Linked DNA regions of Homo sapiens: region 2 is linked to region 1. A link is a loop called in an ENCODE intact Hi-C map of the cell type or tissue named here. Cell type or tissue: endothelial cell of umbilical vein. All regions are shown on one strand. Each heading gives the region's core, and the rest is flanking DNA. Links, peaks and the distances in the headings are about the cores only. Region 1 overlaps PCBP1-AS1 (PCBP1 antisense RNA 1). Region 2 overlaps MXD1 (MAX dimerization protein 1).

Region 1 (8,330 bases), core at 307-8,306:
CTCCAGGCCTTGGTCCTCCCAGACCTTTGCGGAGGTGGGAGGTAAGATTGTGTGTCCTGGCTTCTCTGTGGCTGTGGCTTTTATAGGACTGTATCAGTGGTTCTCAAACAGGGACAGTTTTACCCCCCAGCCCCAGCACAGGACACCTGGCAATGTCTGGAGATATTTTTAGTCGTCACAACTTGGGGTGTATGTGTGTGTGCGCACATGGGCATGGGCATGTGCATGTGCACATATTCTACTGGCATCTAGTGGGTAGAAAGAGGCCAGGATGCTGCCAAACATCCTACAATGCACAGGACAGCCTGGCCACAAAGAATTATCCAGCTCAAAGTGTCAATAGTGCTAACATTGAGAAACCCTGGGCTATCGAAGGGCAGACAGTGCCCAGCACATGGCTCTCCCCCATGGCTCCTGAGTCTCTATGTAAACAGGGGCTGAGGGGTGGGTGGTATCTGGGTTGAAGGGAAGTGGCTTGAAGGTGTATTTACAAAAAGCTTTTTATAAACAATGAGTAGATGCGAATTTCCCTCTCAAAGAACAGGAGAATGGCTAGTGAAGTTTGGGGGTGGGTAGTGGGATAGATTGTCATTCTCTACATGCAGTCACAAGCTATGGAGAAATTAAGGATGTTGAAGACACTACAAAGTTTACTAAATGTGGCTCAGCTATTCTCAAAGAAAAATGCTTGGAATTAAATGCTTTATTATTAAACCAGATAGAATTTAACTGAGCAAGTTGGACACTCAAGAAGCAAGACAACAAAAAATAAGCTGACAAGAAGGAACTGGAGCAAATTAAGATAAAAGAAGTTAATGAATTAGAAAACAAGAAAATCTGTAACTTTAATAAATACATTTAAGACAAATAAAATTGACAATTTGGCATGCGTGTCAAGAAGACAACAGAATTAGATAAAAGTGGATGTAGAAGTGGAACAAAAACATTGATAAAAGAAACCACAGGCTGGGTGCACATGGTGGCTCACTCCTATAAGCCCAGCACTTTGGGAGGCCAAGGTGGGAAGATTGCCTGAGCCCAGGAGTTCAAGACCAGCCTGGGAAACATAGGGAAACCCCGTCTCCACAAAAAGTTTAAAAATTAGCAGAGTATAGTAGCTTGTGCCTGTAGTCCCAGCTACTCAGGAGGCTGAGGTGGGAGGATTGCTTGAGCCCTGGAGGTCCAGGCTGCAATGAGCTGCGATTGCCACTGCACTCCAGCTTGGGAAACAGAATGAGACCCTGACTCAAAATAATAATAATAATAAGAAACCATAGTGGAACCTCTCTGTGTGAGGGTGGCATGGGCTTGAGGGAGGGCGATGGACACTGCAGCATCTTCATGCATTCATTTAACAGCTATTTGCTGAGCACATACCGTGAGCCAGGCACTATTCTAAACACTGGGGGTACAGCATTTAACAAAATAGACAAAAGGCAGTGGCATTCTGAGCCCCAGTGAGCAGGTAACAACAGACGGGGACCAGTGACATCAATTCACCTGAGGCCCAAGGCTGGTTCAAGTGCCTGGAACCAAGATGTTTGTTGATTGAACAAGAAAATGCTGAGGCTTAGGTGAGGAGATAGAGCAGGAGACGAGAAGAGGTTTAACTTCCTTTCAGAAAGTCTAGGTTCAGAGGGAAGAACAGATTCTACCATATAAGAAAATGAATGTTTCTTAATGACTCAGGTAGTCTATCTTCTTACCAAATACTGATGTGTCTGAAGTAGTGTCCTGCCATGAGACCAACTGACTAGCACTCAATTACCCCACTTCTTTTTTTTTTTTTTTTTTTTTTTGAGATGGAGTTTTGCTGTGTTGCCAGGCTGGAGTACAGTGGCACGATCTCAGCTCACTGCAACCTCTGCCTCCTAGGTTCAAGCGATTCCCCTGCCTCAGCCTGCTGAGTAGCTGGGACTACAGGTGTGCGCCACGGCACCTGGCTAATTTTTTGTATTTTAGTAGAGACGGGGTTTTACCATGTTGGCCAGGATGGTCTGGATCTCCTGACCTCGTCATCCGCCCGCCTCGGCCTCCCAAAGTGCTGGGATTACAGGCATGAGCCACCGCGCCTGGCTTACCCCACCTCTTAAAAACAAGGACTCCATCTGGAGTTGGTCCCTATTCCTCTTCTGCTTTTCTATCTCAGACTTTCAGGCTACAGAAAAGAAACCTTTCCTCCAAGAATTGGAGCCTTGGCCAACCCTCACCCTTAGAAGACTCCGTTTGTGGCAGATGGCTCTCCCGTAAGCCAGTGTGGGATTCCTCTCAAACACCCTGTATTAGTCCATTTTGTGCTGCTATTACAGAATACCACAGACTGGGCAATTTATAATGAGCAGAGATTTACTTCCTACAGTTCTAGAGGCTAGGAAGTCCAAGATCGAGGGGCTTTGCTGCGTCAGCCCATGGTGGAAGGTGGAAAGGCGAAAAGAGTGGAAGAGAGAAAAGGGAGCCAAATTTGTCCTTTTGTGAGGAACCCACTCCCATGATAATAGCATTCATTCACTCTGCCCCATGGCCTGATCACTTCTCAGGCCCCACATCCCAGCACTTGCATTGGGAATTAAGTTTCCAACACATGCTTTCTGGGAGAAACATTGAAACCGCAGCACAACCCTCGTTTTAGGCCTCTGGCAGCCGTCATGGCCGGCTGGGCTCTCTCAACACCCAAGGCCCTTGGTGGGCTGCTTGGAGAAGAGCTTCCAAAGGAATGTTCTGTGGCCAGTAGCTGTCTTCCAGCTCAGCTACAGCCACTTCTTTGGCTTCTAAAGCACCTGGGAAGGGACCTTGCTCTCATGCCAGGCTGTGTGGAATCTTTCTTCACAGAGAGAGCAAGAGAGTGCTCAGGGGACTCAAAAGATGACATTTTCAAAAGGCTCCCTCTGCTTTTGTTAACAGTGGCAAACACTTGTGTCCTGTTCACCTTGGGCTGGGCAGTGTTCTACGTGCTTAACATCCATTAACAACCACTCTGTGAGGCAGGTCCTCTATGATCATCCCATTTTACAGATGAGGAAGCTGAGGCACAGAGCTGTGAAGTACCTTGGCCAAGGTCCCCATGATGGAAGTCTGGGCTTGGCCTCCATAAAGCCTCTCACATGTGCTCATGGCAAAGACTTCAGGACTTCTCTCCTCCGTCCACTCCTTCAAGAACCTTGTGAGCACCAGACACATTCACACATACACAAGGAGAAAAAGAGGCAGTTGTCTGGCCTCTTCCTGATTCTGACTCCCTCTCCAGAGGATTTAACTCATTTTTCTACAGAGGATTTAACTGAAGTGAGTGCTGATTGCAGAGATTATCGACAACTATAAACATTTACTTTTTGAATTTGAATGAACAAACCGTCTGTCACCCCTGCAGTGGTCTCTAGGGTTCTTTTGGCCTCTGGGCCTATAAACTGAGCTGGTTGGATAGTAGATTTGCTTGGACTTAAGAGCATACTCTATCACTCAGAAGGACGAGGGGGAGCTGGTGAAGCTGACTTTAAACACCAGGGACATAGGGCTATTCTGATCAGCCCCCCAGTTTAAGAAAGGAGGTACTTTCTCAGAAGAGGCCTCCAACAGCAAAGATGTGAAGTTGTAGATGGAGGGGAAGTGCTCCCTTGGATCAAAGCCAACTTTGCACTAGAGGCAGGAAGAAATGCTATGGGCTCATTAATTACAGGATGCCACAGGATTGGCTTTGCCTCTGGATGTGAGGGCAATAACCTATGCTTTAAACAAGCAGCCCCATCACTCTACAGTAATTAGCAGGACAATAGGCATCTTCATAGAACTAGATTGACAGGTAGCCCACAACATGCAGCCTCAAGCTGGCCTAGAACTGAGCTCTTTCAGATGCCACACCTGTGGGGCCAGCCAGCCCACGAGATCTTGGGCACAGAAGTGACACATTCTTTCTTAGGCTGTTTGCTGTGAACTTGCTATGTAGTAGGCAGTGTGAAGAACACACAAGAAATGTGAGACACAAACCTTACCCAGTCTTACCACAGCAAATTGAGGAGGCAAGATTAAGCTTGAAAAGTTAAAACAGCAGCACAAGAAATAGCATTTATGTCTCATACAAAGGGTATCAATGCTCAGAGCCACAGGGTAGCTCTGGACAGGGAACCCCACCAGGTAGATGGAAAGGTGGGGGTATGGTGGGGTCTGCATTACCTGCGGGGTCTCTGCCAGTGCACACTGCCATGTTTCTTACAAGAGAAGTAGGAAACAGAAAAAGAAAATTAAAAATCATGCTAATATTTGTCAGAGATACACATTGCTATGGTTTTGGTTATATCCTTTAAGATATTTTTTCTGTGCATATATATTTTATTACATAAATGGGTTCATACTGTACGTCTGTTCTATGACTCGCTTTTTATACTTAGCAATACATTGTGAACATTTTTTCTTGTCAATGAAATTTTTATTGATCGCTTATATTTCACTATGAATTTACCATGATTTAACGAATCCCTTCTTATTGCCACTTTAGGTTATTAACAATTGTGTCCATTATATATAATTCTGACTCTGTGCACATCCTTATTATTATTATCATTATTCTTTTTATGAGATGGAGTTTCGCTCTTGCTGCTCAGGCTGGGGTGCAATGGGGAGATCTTGGCTCACTGCAACCTCCATCTCCTGGGCTTAAGCGATTCTCCTGCCTCAGCCTCCTGAGTAGCCAGAGTTACAGGTATGTGCCACCATGCCTGGCTAATGTTTTTGTATTTTTAATAGAGACAGGGTGTCACCATGTTGGTCAGGCTGGTCTTGAACTCCTGACCTCAGATGACCCACCTGCCTCGGCCTCACAAAGTGCTGGGATTATAGGTGTGAACCACCAACCCCAGCCACATCCTTATTTTGATCCCCTTAAGTAGAAGGGGATCTACTGCTTTAGCCTCCCAAGTAGCTGAGATTACAGGCATGCACCACCACATTGGCTAACTTTTGTATTTTTTAGTAGAGACAGGGTTTCACCATGTTGGCCAGGCTTGTCTTGAACTCCTGAGTTCAAGTAATTCATCCTCCTCGGCCTCCCAAAGTGCTGGGATTATAGGCATGGTTTCTGTCTTTATGTCAGTTTCAGAAAGACTTCTGCTACAGAGTTTATATTAATATATTCAAACAAACTATCTCAATACTTTAATTTTTTTTTTTTAATTTAAAAAGTTAAATAGAGTAGATCAAGGAGTATGCACACTTTCAAGGATTTGGTACATATTGTCAAATTGCCTTCCAGGAAGGATGTATCAACTTAGGCTCTTGTCACCAATCCTATGAGAGTGCCTCCTTCACTATGTCCTTCCCAACACTGGGGATTAGCATTTTTGAAAATTTTGCAAATTTGATAAGCAAAAACAAATAGTATATCATTGTTGCTTTAGTTTGCTTTCCTTTTCCTTTTCTCTTTTTATTACTTGGACTCTTTTACAGGCCAGCCGTTGGTAATTCTTTCTGATGAATTATCTGCTTATGTGCTTTATCTAGTTTTCTTTTCTTTTTCTTTCTTTTTTTTTTTTTTTTTTTTTTTTTTTTTGAGGCAGGGTCTTGCTCTGTTGCCCAGGCTGGAGTGCAGTGGCGTGATCACAGCTCACTGCAGCCTCAACCTCCTGGGCTCAGGTGATCCCCCACCTCAGCTTCCCAAGTAACTGGGACTATAGGCGCATGCCACCATAGCCAGCTAGTTTTTGTATTTTAAGTAGAGACAGGGTTTTGCCGTGTTGGCCAGGCTGGTCTCAAGTTCCTGAGCCCAAGCAATCCGCCCACCTCGGCCTCCCAAAGTGTTGGGATTACAGGCGTGAGCCACCGAGCCCAGTCAGTTTTCTGTTTTCTATTGATATATTTCTCCATTTTTCCCACTTCATTTGTGTAGTTTATTATTATTATTTAGTGTGGTATATTATTTTTTTCTTATTTATTTTAAAGATGTATTCAGGCTATTAACTCCTTGTCTGTCATATATTACGTGTGTGTGTGTGTGTGTGTGTGGTTTTTTTTTTTTTTTTTGGAGATGAGGGTTTCACTATGTTGCCGAGGCTGGCCTCAAACATCTGGCCTCAAGTAATACTCCTGCCTTAGCCTGCCCAGTAGCTGGGATTACAGGTGTGAGCCACCTTGCCCAATTCTCATATATTACAAATATTTTATCCTAGATTATCACTTGTCATTTAGTCTTGTTCATTTTTAAAGCATTCATGAATCTAAAATATCCATGTAATCAAGGTAGTCTGTATAGGCTTTCCAAACCATGAGGCTAGAGGTGGCCATGACTCGAAGCAGGGAGGCCAGCAGGGAGGCGGCTCCTGCCAGAGTGCAGATGTGGCAGGATGAGGCCGAAGGTGGGGCAGGGCTAGAGAGGAGGCGAGCGGGGCCAACTCAAGGCAGATGAGAGAGGGGACCAAGATGTGGTGACCTTGGGTGGGAGAGGGAGGAAGGAGGAGGAGCCCGGGGTGACTCACAGGTGCTGACCCGGAGGAGGGCAGGGTGTGAGCAGGTAGAGGATGAGCCAGGATTGGGACTGTAGGAAGGGGAGTGGTGGGGGTGGGGTGCAGAGATCGTGACAATTCCCTTTGGGATTGTTGTGTGGAGGCTCCTGGCCAGATAAGTCACTGGTATTTGGATCACTAGGACTGGGCTGGTTTCTGTCTTTTTTTTTTTTTTTTTTTTTTTGAGACAGAGTCTTGCTCTGTCACTCAGGCTGGAGTGCAGTGGCACGATTTCAGCTCACTGAAACCTCTGCCTCCTGTGTTCAAGTGATTATCCTGCCTTAGCCTGCCGAGTAGCCAGGATTACAGGCATGCCCCCACCACACCGGCTAGTTTTTGTATTTTTGTAGTAGAGACTAGGTTTCACCATGTTGGCCAGTCTTGTGTTGAACTCCTGAGCTCAAGTGATCTGCCCTCCTTGGCCTCCCAAAATACTGGGATTATAGGCATTGTTTCTGTCTTTATATCAGTTTCAGGAATACTTCCGCTGCAGAATTTATATTAATATATTCACACAAATTATCTCAATATTTTAGTGAGTTTTTTTTTTTAATTTGAATCTTAATCTAGCTGGGCACAGTGGTGTGCACCTGGAGTCCCAGCTACCTGGGAGGCGGAGGCAGGAGGAATGCTCAGGCCTAGGAGCTGAAGGCTGTAGTGCGTTGCGATTGCACCTGTGACTAGCCACTGCACTCCAGCCTGGGCTACGTAGTGAAACCCTGTTTCCAAAAAATAAAATAAATATTAATCTAGATGGAATCTGTAGTATTTTTGTGAATTGTGAAAGTTAAGGAGTTAACTCACTGTCATTGACCTCCACCTGGGGCAGCCCCCAGTCCCTGGCCCAGAGACAGTCCTGTGGGCCCTCAGAGTCCCTGTGTCGCTGCTGCTGTTACTGCTATGGCTCTTGGCCTGTGCCCGACTGCTGACTGCCATCAAGCCCACTGTGTTGGGGTTTCCTGTCAGTCATGCCCGGAGCCCTGCCTCTAGCCAGTGCCCTCTCCCAGCCTGGTTTCTTTCGAGCATTTCCTGCGGGTTAGCTCTGGGGATCTTTTCCTAGCCTGTTCTTACCTGTGTTATTGCCAGAAAGAAATCTTTTTTTTTTTTTTTTGAGACGGAGTCTTGCTCTGTCACCCAGGCTGGAGTGCAGTGGCGTGATCTCTGCTCACTGCAAGATCCGCCTCCCGGGTTCACGCCATTCTCCTGCCTCAGCCTCCTGAGTAGCTGGGACTACAGGCGCCCACCACCGTGCCCGGCTAATTTTTTTTTGTATTTTTAGTAGAGACGGGGTTTCACCGTGGTCTCGATCTGACCTCGTGATCCACCCGCCTCAGCCTCCCAAAGTGCTGGGATTACAGGCGTGAGCCACTGCGCCCGGCACCAGAAAGAATTCTTCACAGTTGCTGGCATTTTTATGGCCTTTCCCCAGTTTCTTTAGCAGATGCATATTTTTCTCTGTTTCAGATTTGCTAGGTTCTTTTTTTTTTTAAGTGACTTTTTAAAGGATCTTTTCTTATTGGGGAATGACAAACATAAAGTCACAAATCCTAAGCATACATCTCAGTGAATTTTTACATAGGTATTCACTATGTCCCCACTACCCTGATCAAGAGACTTCTTTTAGCGTTAAGAAGCTATTGGTGGGAGGTTGGGTGGAGAGGGAAATCATAAATGTGTCCCCACACTGCTTTTTTTTTTTTTCTAGAACTATCAGGAAATGGTGTGAGGAGGGGAGCCACATATGAATTTCGGCTTTATAAAGGGGTATGGAGAGCACAGCGGTTAGAAGTCAGGCTGGTCATGAGCTGGTCCTGCCCCTCACTAGCCCTGAGACTTTCTATG
Region 2 (8,330 bases), core at 278-8,277, 55 kb after region 1:
CAGCCTCCCAAAGTGCTGGGATTACAGGCATGAGCCACTGCGCCTGGGCCACACACTCGCATATTTTATATACATATATAAGAACCTTGAACCCACTTACCCTGCTTAGGTCAAACACGGTGTATTTTTCCAGACCTTTCTCTATATACACTCATATGAATGTATTTTCTTTCATTCTTTCTCTTTCACTCTCTCGTTCTTGCCTTTTCTTTCTTTCCTTTTAACAAAAATAGGATTACATGGTAATTTCTGTTTTGTAAACTTTCATACTTTACTAAACCAATCCCCTATTTTATTTTTTATTATTTATTTATTTATTTATTTATTTATTTATTTATTTATTTATTTTTGAGACAGAGTCCCACTCTGTTGCCCATGCTGGAGTGCAGTGATGTGATCTCAGCTCACTGCAAACTCCACCTCCTGGATTCAAGTGATTCTCCAGCCTCAGCCTCCAGAATAGCTGGGACTACAGGCGCCAGCCACCATGCCTGGCTAATTTTTGTGTGTTTAGTAGAGGCGAGGTTTTCACCATGTTGGCCAGGCTGGTCTGGAACCCCTGACCTCAAGTGATCCACCCGCCTTGGCCTCCCAAAGTGCTGAGATTACAGGGGTGAGCCACTGCGCCCAGCCTCCCCTATTTTTTAACATTTAGATTGTTTCCAACATTTTGCTGTTATAAACCTCACAGTATGGTAATGAAAAGGAATGTACTGCAACCACACAAGAAAAACGAACGTCACAGTGTTGAATGAAAGAAGTCAGACACAAAACATACACAATATGATTTCATTTGTGTAGTATTCTCAAACAGATTGTCAAACCTAAAGCCCAGGCTTAGAGATGCATTCTTAGGAGGCAAGAGGACAAAGGCAAAAAGGACACGGTTACCCCAGCAGCAGGGTGGCTGTGTCCTTCAGGGCTAAAAAGGGTGCTGTGTTGGGAAGGACACTCAGGTGTACCTGGGGGCCAGTGATGTCCTGGCTCTTCACCAGTTGTGTTTTTTTGGGTGCTTACTTTATAATAACTATTAAACAGCACCTTTATGTTTTATGCACTTTTACATCTATATGTGCTGGCCGGGTGTAGTGGCTCATGCCTGTAATCCTAGCACTTTGGGAGGCTGAGGCAGGTGGATCACCTGAGGTCAGGAGTTCGAGACCAGCCTGGCCAATATAGTGAAACCCCATCCCTACTAAAAATACAAAAATTAGCTTGGTACGGTGGCAGACGCCTGTAATCCCAGCTACTCGGGAGGCTGAGGCAAGAGAATCGCTTGAACCCGGGAGGCGGAGGTTGCAGTGAGCTGAGATCGTGCCATTGCACTCCAGCCTGGACGAAAGAGTGAGACTCTGTCTCAAGAAACAAACAAACAAATACATATGCATGTGCCAAATCATGATAAAAAACATTAAAAATGAACAGAATGAAAATAGTTAACTAAAAAATTAACTAGAAATTTAAAGCCCAGGGTAAAACTAAATATGCCGAAATGTAAGCAAAATACTTGAAAAGGCACAAAACGATGCAATTCACCTTCATGCTGCATTAAAATTCTAATTTTTGAAAAATAATGTGGAGTATACTTTTAGACCAAATTGTCCTTTGGGCTGAATTGTTTCCTCTGCAGCTTGTTCTCAACCAAATTGTTTTCTGTCCAATTGCTTTTGTTTTTGAACCAGTCACCTGGATTTTTCCAAAACCCGGGTATTTTCTGTGGCCCTCACTGTACTGTACAATTCCGATGGTGATCAAGGCCAGTGATTAGTAAAAACCTCACTGGCTGTGTTTCATCACCTCTGCTTGGGGCCATATGATACTGGAGACTCTTGTCCTGCCTTAGCTCTGAGCCTAAAGTTCTCCTCTGTCTCTCTTAAAAAGTGTTAATTCGTTCGTTCATTCGTTCATTCATTCATTCATTCATTCATTCATTCATTCGCCCATCCATCCCCAAGTGGCCATCGCTGAGCACACACAGGCATGGTCCTGGGCATTGGGTCAGAGCCGCAGGGGGCCTGCAGGGTCTGCTCCGGCAGAGGTCCGTGTGAACATCAAGCAGGTAAAATACAAGGTGTCATGTGGTGATAAGAGAAAGTGAAATGCATCACTGCGCGGACAGCGGATAGAAAGTGACCAGGGAGCTGCGATTTTATACAGGTGGAGTCGGGGGTCCTCAAGGACACGGGGACGTTTGCACTGAGACCTGAGTGAAGCGCAGTCCGCCGCGAGGTGCCGGGGGGAGCGGCCAGGCAGGCTCCCCAAGTGGGGGCCCCCAGGTGTCCAGGGAAGAGTGAGGAGAGGGGTGGGGTGTAGACAGGGCCTGATCAGGTGGGGACCCGCCGCGGGGGAGGCCTGAGTGCTGTCAGCCGGACGGCATTCGCGGGAGGGCAGGATTTACAGGGGAGGCGGGGGGCGTGGGCAGAGCGGGAGACAGGGAGAGGACCTCGGAGGCTTCCGTGGGGTCCGGTGGCCCCGGAGGCAGGGCAGCCCCCTCCCTCGGGGCCTCTTCCTGAGACCAAAGGGCTCCACTCTGTAGGAGCAGCCAGCCCCCTTTCCTCCAGGGCGAGCTGCGGTATTCAGCACCGCCCTCCGTGGCTGCAAGCCTTCCCAGCCAGCCCGGAGCCTCCACTGATCCCTCCTAAAGGCATCTGGTCCAAGCTGCCCCCACTGCGGCCTGTCAAGCACTTTTGGATCCTGGTTCTGTCAGGCCCTCAGTGCCATCTGGCAACCACGGGGTCATCCCTAGATGTAGAGAATGTGCCATCCATACCCGACTGCAAATGGATGTATTGACGTTGAGTGGAACAGGCTGAGGACAGTGTCCCCTTCATGCCGCTGGACAGCTTCCTGCCGTGACCTGTCTCTGCTAATCAAACCTTGGTGGGGCCGAGGATGGTGTAATAAAATACTGAAATTTGCAAGCGATTAATTTTGATTGTTTGTTTGAGACAGGGTCTCACTCTGTGGCCCGGGCTGGAGTGCGGTGGTGCAATCGTGACTCACTGCAGCCTCCACCTCCCTGGGCTCAAGCAATTCTCCTGCCTCAGCCTCCCAGGTAGCTGGGACCACAGGCACAGGCCACTACCTCGGCTAATTTTTTTTTTTTTTTGAGAGACGGGGTCTCCCTCTGTCTCTCTGGCTTACTCCTAAAAAATCTGTAACATCCGATTCAAAGCTAGTTCCATAGAACCACTATTCTCATTTACTTGCAATCCAACGAACTTTCTCCAGTTGAGGAGAAAGGGTGGCATTCCTTCCTGTTTCTGGCAGGGGAATCAGACCCAGGTCAGCACTGCCACTGCCTCTGGCCTCTGCGGATATCCCCAAAGGAGCCCCAGTTCTTCTAGACAGGAGGGATTATTTCCAGCCCTGGGGCACCACCCTCCTAGTCCTTGGCAAGTTTGTTTCCATAACCAAACAAACAAACAAAAAAACCAAAAACCCCTCACATTCACCTTCCCTCTCCACACCCTTGACCCCAATAACCTCACTCCTGCTTAGTCAACCTCACTTCCGTCTGCTTGCAAAAGCATTTTTTATTTTACACTGTGATTCCGCATGGCAGTATCCTCTTGTTCTCTACAAAGGTGGATCGGAAGTAACTTCCAAAATTACAAATACTAAAATAGGAAAGATGTTGAGTAAAAGCCAAGGCCAGAGAAGAGACTAAGGGGAAACTGGGTCACAAACATGCACATTACAGGTTCTCACAAAATTACTAAAGGTGAAGTGTGAATTTGGCTCTGAGTTTCCTGACAGCCAAAGGGAGAAGAGAAAGATGATCTGTTGCATGATTCACTGTTTCCCTGAGGTAAACACACCTGTTTTTCAGGGGAAAGCAATGGGATTGCTGCAATGAGTTCCAAAAGAATACTTTTCCCTAACATTATAAAGTGTGGTGACAAGAAAGCAGGGCCAGGTTCCATCCTGATTATCTCTTTACTCTTCCACTGATACCTCTTCTGGGCCACACACTGTTCCATGCCCTGTGCTAGTCTGCATTGACTGGTAGCTTCTTTGACCAAAGTTATTAACTGCAAAGTAGCCAAGAATCATCACAACCTCTGCAGTTGCTCAGAGGTCATACTTGAAGTGTGGAGTTGTCCCCGTCTGGGTAGAGCTCTACCTACGGTTGTTCTGAATTTGCAGTGCAAAGGTACGTGTGAATGCGGGAACTGAAGTCATTTGGCCTCTTCTGATGAGATACTTGCAACATATGGGCATTTTAGCAAGGGCTTCCCTCTGTCTCTCTCTCTGAGCCACCTCTGTATGATCTGGTCTCTCTATGAGAGGAACTGCCCTGTAGGGCTGGCGGGGTCTTAGGGTCGTTTTGACCTTCCGAACAGCACATAGGTGAGATACTACCTGGAAAATAGCCACCCCTCCACTGTCAATGCCCACATTCTGTCCCTGAGTCACCCTCTGCTCCCCCTTTCGGTTTAACCACTTCCTGCCTACTGTTTGTTGTCTAAACAGCACAGTCAGAATGACATATTTGAACACTTCCCCACCCTCTAATGTAATTTTCCCTTCCAAGCTTATTTCTTCTCTGAGTGTTGGAATTTTGTATTCTGAAAATCCAAGTCACATGCCAGACAGTGTTCGAACGTTCTCTCCTTGGCTGGGAAAATGATTATAATTGCTCATATGTACTGAATGCTTTCTGCATGTCAGGCATGGGGAAAAGCTGTTTGCATACTTTACCTTACTTAATCCCCCTAGCAGCCCTGGGAAGTACATGCTGTTATTATCCTCACTCTACAGACCGGGTCAGCAGAGTCCCAGATACTTGCCTGGGGTCACCGAGGGTGTTAAGGGTGGAGTTGGCATCGACCCTTAGCTCCATTTGACCAGAGTCTGTGCACGTGACCATCACCCAGGACCACCTTCCGGGGTACCTAGGGGACATGGGCACTCCCCCTGAGTTTCTATTTCCACTTGGCCAGCCTATTGGTCTCTGTTGGTCATTACTGGCTCGAATGCTTCACAGCAATGGTTTTTTCCGCCTTCTGGGGGATGACAGTATCAGCGTGGCAAGGCGAGTGTGTTGGATGTTCTGCTTGTAACTAAACAGATACTGGTTCTCCCACGCCCACTGGTCCCTGTGCATGGCTGGGGGCTATCTCCAGGTGTCACCCAGCCCGGCTGTCTGGCTGGCCAATGGTGTTGGTTGGCCAGTGCCTTTCTCTCTTTCCCCTATCCCTAAGGCCCTCCCAGGTGCCTTCTCCTCCAGGATGGCTGCTTTCTTTGAAGGCAGACGTATTTCTGACACAGAGCTCCCTGCGTTGACTGTCTTCCTCACCTCTGCCCCCAGGCAAGGCCAAGAGCATCCTAGAAAAGCCCCTGCCCTTTTCTCCAGGGCCTGAGTGGGCCTCTCTAGCTCCAATACCCCCAGTCCACCCGCTCAGACCTGGCCTCAGGTGCATGCCCTTGGCCTCCGTCCTGGCTCTTCCTGTGGTCATCCCTTTGGATAAGATGGTTCGCCTGTCCCATTACATCCCTAGCCTGCCTTCACCAGACACGCTGCCTTCACCCACAGCCGGGGAGGCTCCCGGAAGCTTCAGCCAGTTAGAGCCTGCCCTGCCGTCTGCCTGAAAGTGGGTTAGTCACTCTGTCCCAACACAAAGCTTCCCTTTCCTCTGGGCAACATGTTCAACCCAGCCAGCAGCCAGCAGCCACATCTACCTCATCTAGTCTCCACAAGGACACTCGCAGAGGCAATGACTCCAGAATTCTGCATGGAACAGAGTGGGCAGGGAGCTGCCTCGCCACCCAGTTTGGGCTGAGCCCTGAACAATACTTCCTGCAGAGACCCTGCCTGTGGGACCCTTGGCCACTGGAAGCTGAATGTCCTTTACTTTTATATATATTTTAAAATAATTCCAACTTTTATTTTAGATTCAGGGGGTGCATGTGCAGATTACGAGGGTTTGTTTTTCTAGTTTTAGTTTTTTGAGACAGGGTCTCTCTCTGTCGCCCAGGCTGGAGTGTAGTGGTACAATCATAGCTCAAAGAAGCTTCGACCTCCTGGGCGCCCATCCTCCCATCTCAGCCTCCAGAGCAGCTGGGACGACAGGCCTACGTGTCCTTTATTGATGGGAAGGCCTAAGTGGGCAATGGGCCTTCCATAGTCTCTTGGCAGAGAGCCTTGGTGTGGCCCTCCTCATCTAGGTCATAGTGACATCGAAGAGGTGAGTCAAAGCTGCACTGGGTAATGGGGACTCCAGGGCCTAAGTAGAAGTCATGTACGGTAAATACTGGTTGAATAAATAAGTGATGTCACGGGGTTCGCCACCAAGACGACATGGGATAGAGAGAGTGTCTTCCTTTGAGAGCATGCTGGTTTATTCCCACTAGATCCCCAGGAGGATCAGCAGTAGAGGAGGGGGGGTCCTTCTTCACAATAGGCACAGAGGGAAGTTGAGATTGAGAGGACAGCCATGGCCTAGTAATTGTATTGTGAATTCCCATTTTTCTGCTCCACTGTCTGGAATATAAGGTCCCCTCCAAAGAAAATAGGTAGCCTCGTTCAAAGGCTTAAAAAGGAAAAGATGCCGTATATGGAAGACTGATGACAATTTGGCACAGCTCTTGCAAAAATTGGGGCAAGGGAGTGTGGGGCTCAGCAGCCCGGCTGCTGACGCTTCCAGTCCCACCCCTCACTAGCTCTGTGGGTTTGGGGCAAAATGCCTCACTTCTCTCTCCCTCAGCTTCCTTACCTGTGAAGTTTGGATAATGCTAGCGCTCCCCTCCCGGGGCCAATGTGAAGGTTCACGGAGGCCCTGCAGTGGCGCACCCAGCCCTTAGCACTCAGTAAATGTGGGCTGACCCTCGTTATGACATGGGCCCATACAGCATAACAAGTGACATTTTTTCATCCAGCTACTGTGAACAAGTCAGGAAACTTCGGAAATAAGATTTGTCATCTTGTGGGGGAGGCTATTTTATGTGAAAGCTGTCTTTCTAATTATCTACAGTTCAAAGCTTCCTCTCCGCAACCACAGTAAACAAGGGATCCTGATGCTTTAGAGAACGTAGCTTTTGTTGAGGTTGTGACCAATGCACTATTAGGTGGGTTCCATTTGGGGCTTGTCCACAGTGATGGATCCTAGAATCTCACATCCTAAAAGGGCCCAGCTGCCACCCCTACTCTTTGGAGAAAGCAGACAAGGCAGGCCACTTTCCAAAGTAGAAGTACCAGGAAGTTCCTTTTTCATCAGACCTGCAGGCAGAATGCCAATGCAGTTAACTTAAAAACCTTTCAAAAATTTTAGGTGGTTTTTAGAACAAGAAGTCATTGGTCAACAAGGAGAAAGACAACTTTTTCCTCCTCTTGACTCCGAAAAAGTGCTCTCCTGGTGTAACAAAAACAGGAAGACAGACTGCACTTGGCGAACTTGCCATGATGAGGACTTGAGCGCCAATGAGACTCACGCTGGAAAGGTGGCAGCATGAGGCAGGGGTTTGTGTGCTGTTCTTAGATGTGTCCTCACCTCTAGGACGGAGCCTGATATGGAGCAGGTACTCAAGCCGTATTTGTTCAGTGAATGAATAAATGTATACTAACCAGATGGGTTAGTATGTAAAGGAACGGACATCCTCAGCCAATGCCTCTCTCCTCTCAGTGAGTTGTGCAATCCACAAGGTCTTTCCTTTGACATGCCCCAGGTCCAGGCCACACCGCAGCCCCACGAAGCTGGACTCTGCCTGAGCACCTGCCTCACTGCCCTGGATGTTCTCCTTCCCAGCAATGCTCCTTTCCCAGCAAACACTCACTCCTCCTCCAGGGCCCAGCTCGAATGCACCACCTCTAACTTCTCATGGAGCTTTCCCACACAACTTTATTCCACAACTAATTACACTGCATTAAATTGTGTGCATATCTTTCCCAGCAGGCTACAGGCTGCTCAAAAGATGCAGAAGTCTTGGCAGTGCTTACAGCCTGCATCATTAGAGGCACCCAAAACAAAGGGCAAGTCAGCCAAGAATGAGTCAACGAGCAGGTGAAACCAGTAGGTGGGATGATGGGGCAGTGGAGAGGGTGGGACTGTGGCTAATTCTGATCAACAAATGGGCTCAACTGGAGCCACACAATCTCAATCCTCATCACAGGCTCCAAGGGCTGAAAACTTTTAGCTAGTGAAGTTTCCCTTAAATTAAAAGAAAAAAAGAAATCTGATGAACGCAGTTCTGCAAGGACAACCACGAAAGGGTAAATTGTGATACAAAACATCAGAAAGACCAAAATTTCTTTAATAATGAAATAATTTATTATTTGTTAACAGTTGAACAATACAGTTTACATATACACAGCAAAGATTCTCTAAAAC

The links. Hi-C counts contacts between places; a loop is a spot of excess contacts. Peaks named below come from ENCODE experiments on the same cell type or tissue, not always from the same donor. Only the 100,000 strongest peaks of a DNase experiment are listed, where the experiment ranks them.
Region 2: a loop joins it to region 1, with 2.4 times the contacts of the local background. A loop is called at or near these places in 5 of 110 quality-filtered maps.

Annotation. Positions count from the first base shown.
Region 1 is chr2:69,997,998-70,006,327 of GRCh38, reverse strand. All of the region lies in intron 7 of PCBP1-AS1 (PCBP1 antisense RNA 1), which reads left to right. It also overlaps a transcript of ASPRV1 not described here. Among named protein-coding and RNA genes, the nearest start is that of ASPRV1, 41 kb to the right of the region's middle. In endothelial cell of umbilical vein, for the core only: no CTCF peak of the experiment used is centred there; no DNase peak of the experiment used is centred there.
Region 2 is chr2:69,942,863-69,951,192 of GRCh38, reverse strand. It overlaps MXD1 (MAX dimerization protein 1), which reads right to left. Exons shown (of 6, transcript NM_002357.4): 6 at 8,248-8,330. It also overlaps a transcript of ASPRV1 not described here. Among named protein-coding and RNA genes, the nearest start is that of ASPRV1, 15 kb to the left of the region's middle. RefSeq lists an enhancer at 3,511-4,710. In endothelial cell of umbilical vein, for the core only: no CTCF peak of the experiment used is centred there; no DNase peak of the experiment used is centred there; H3K27ac peaks cover 1,341 bases.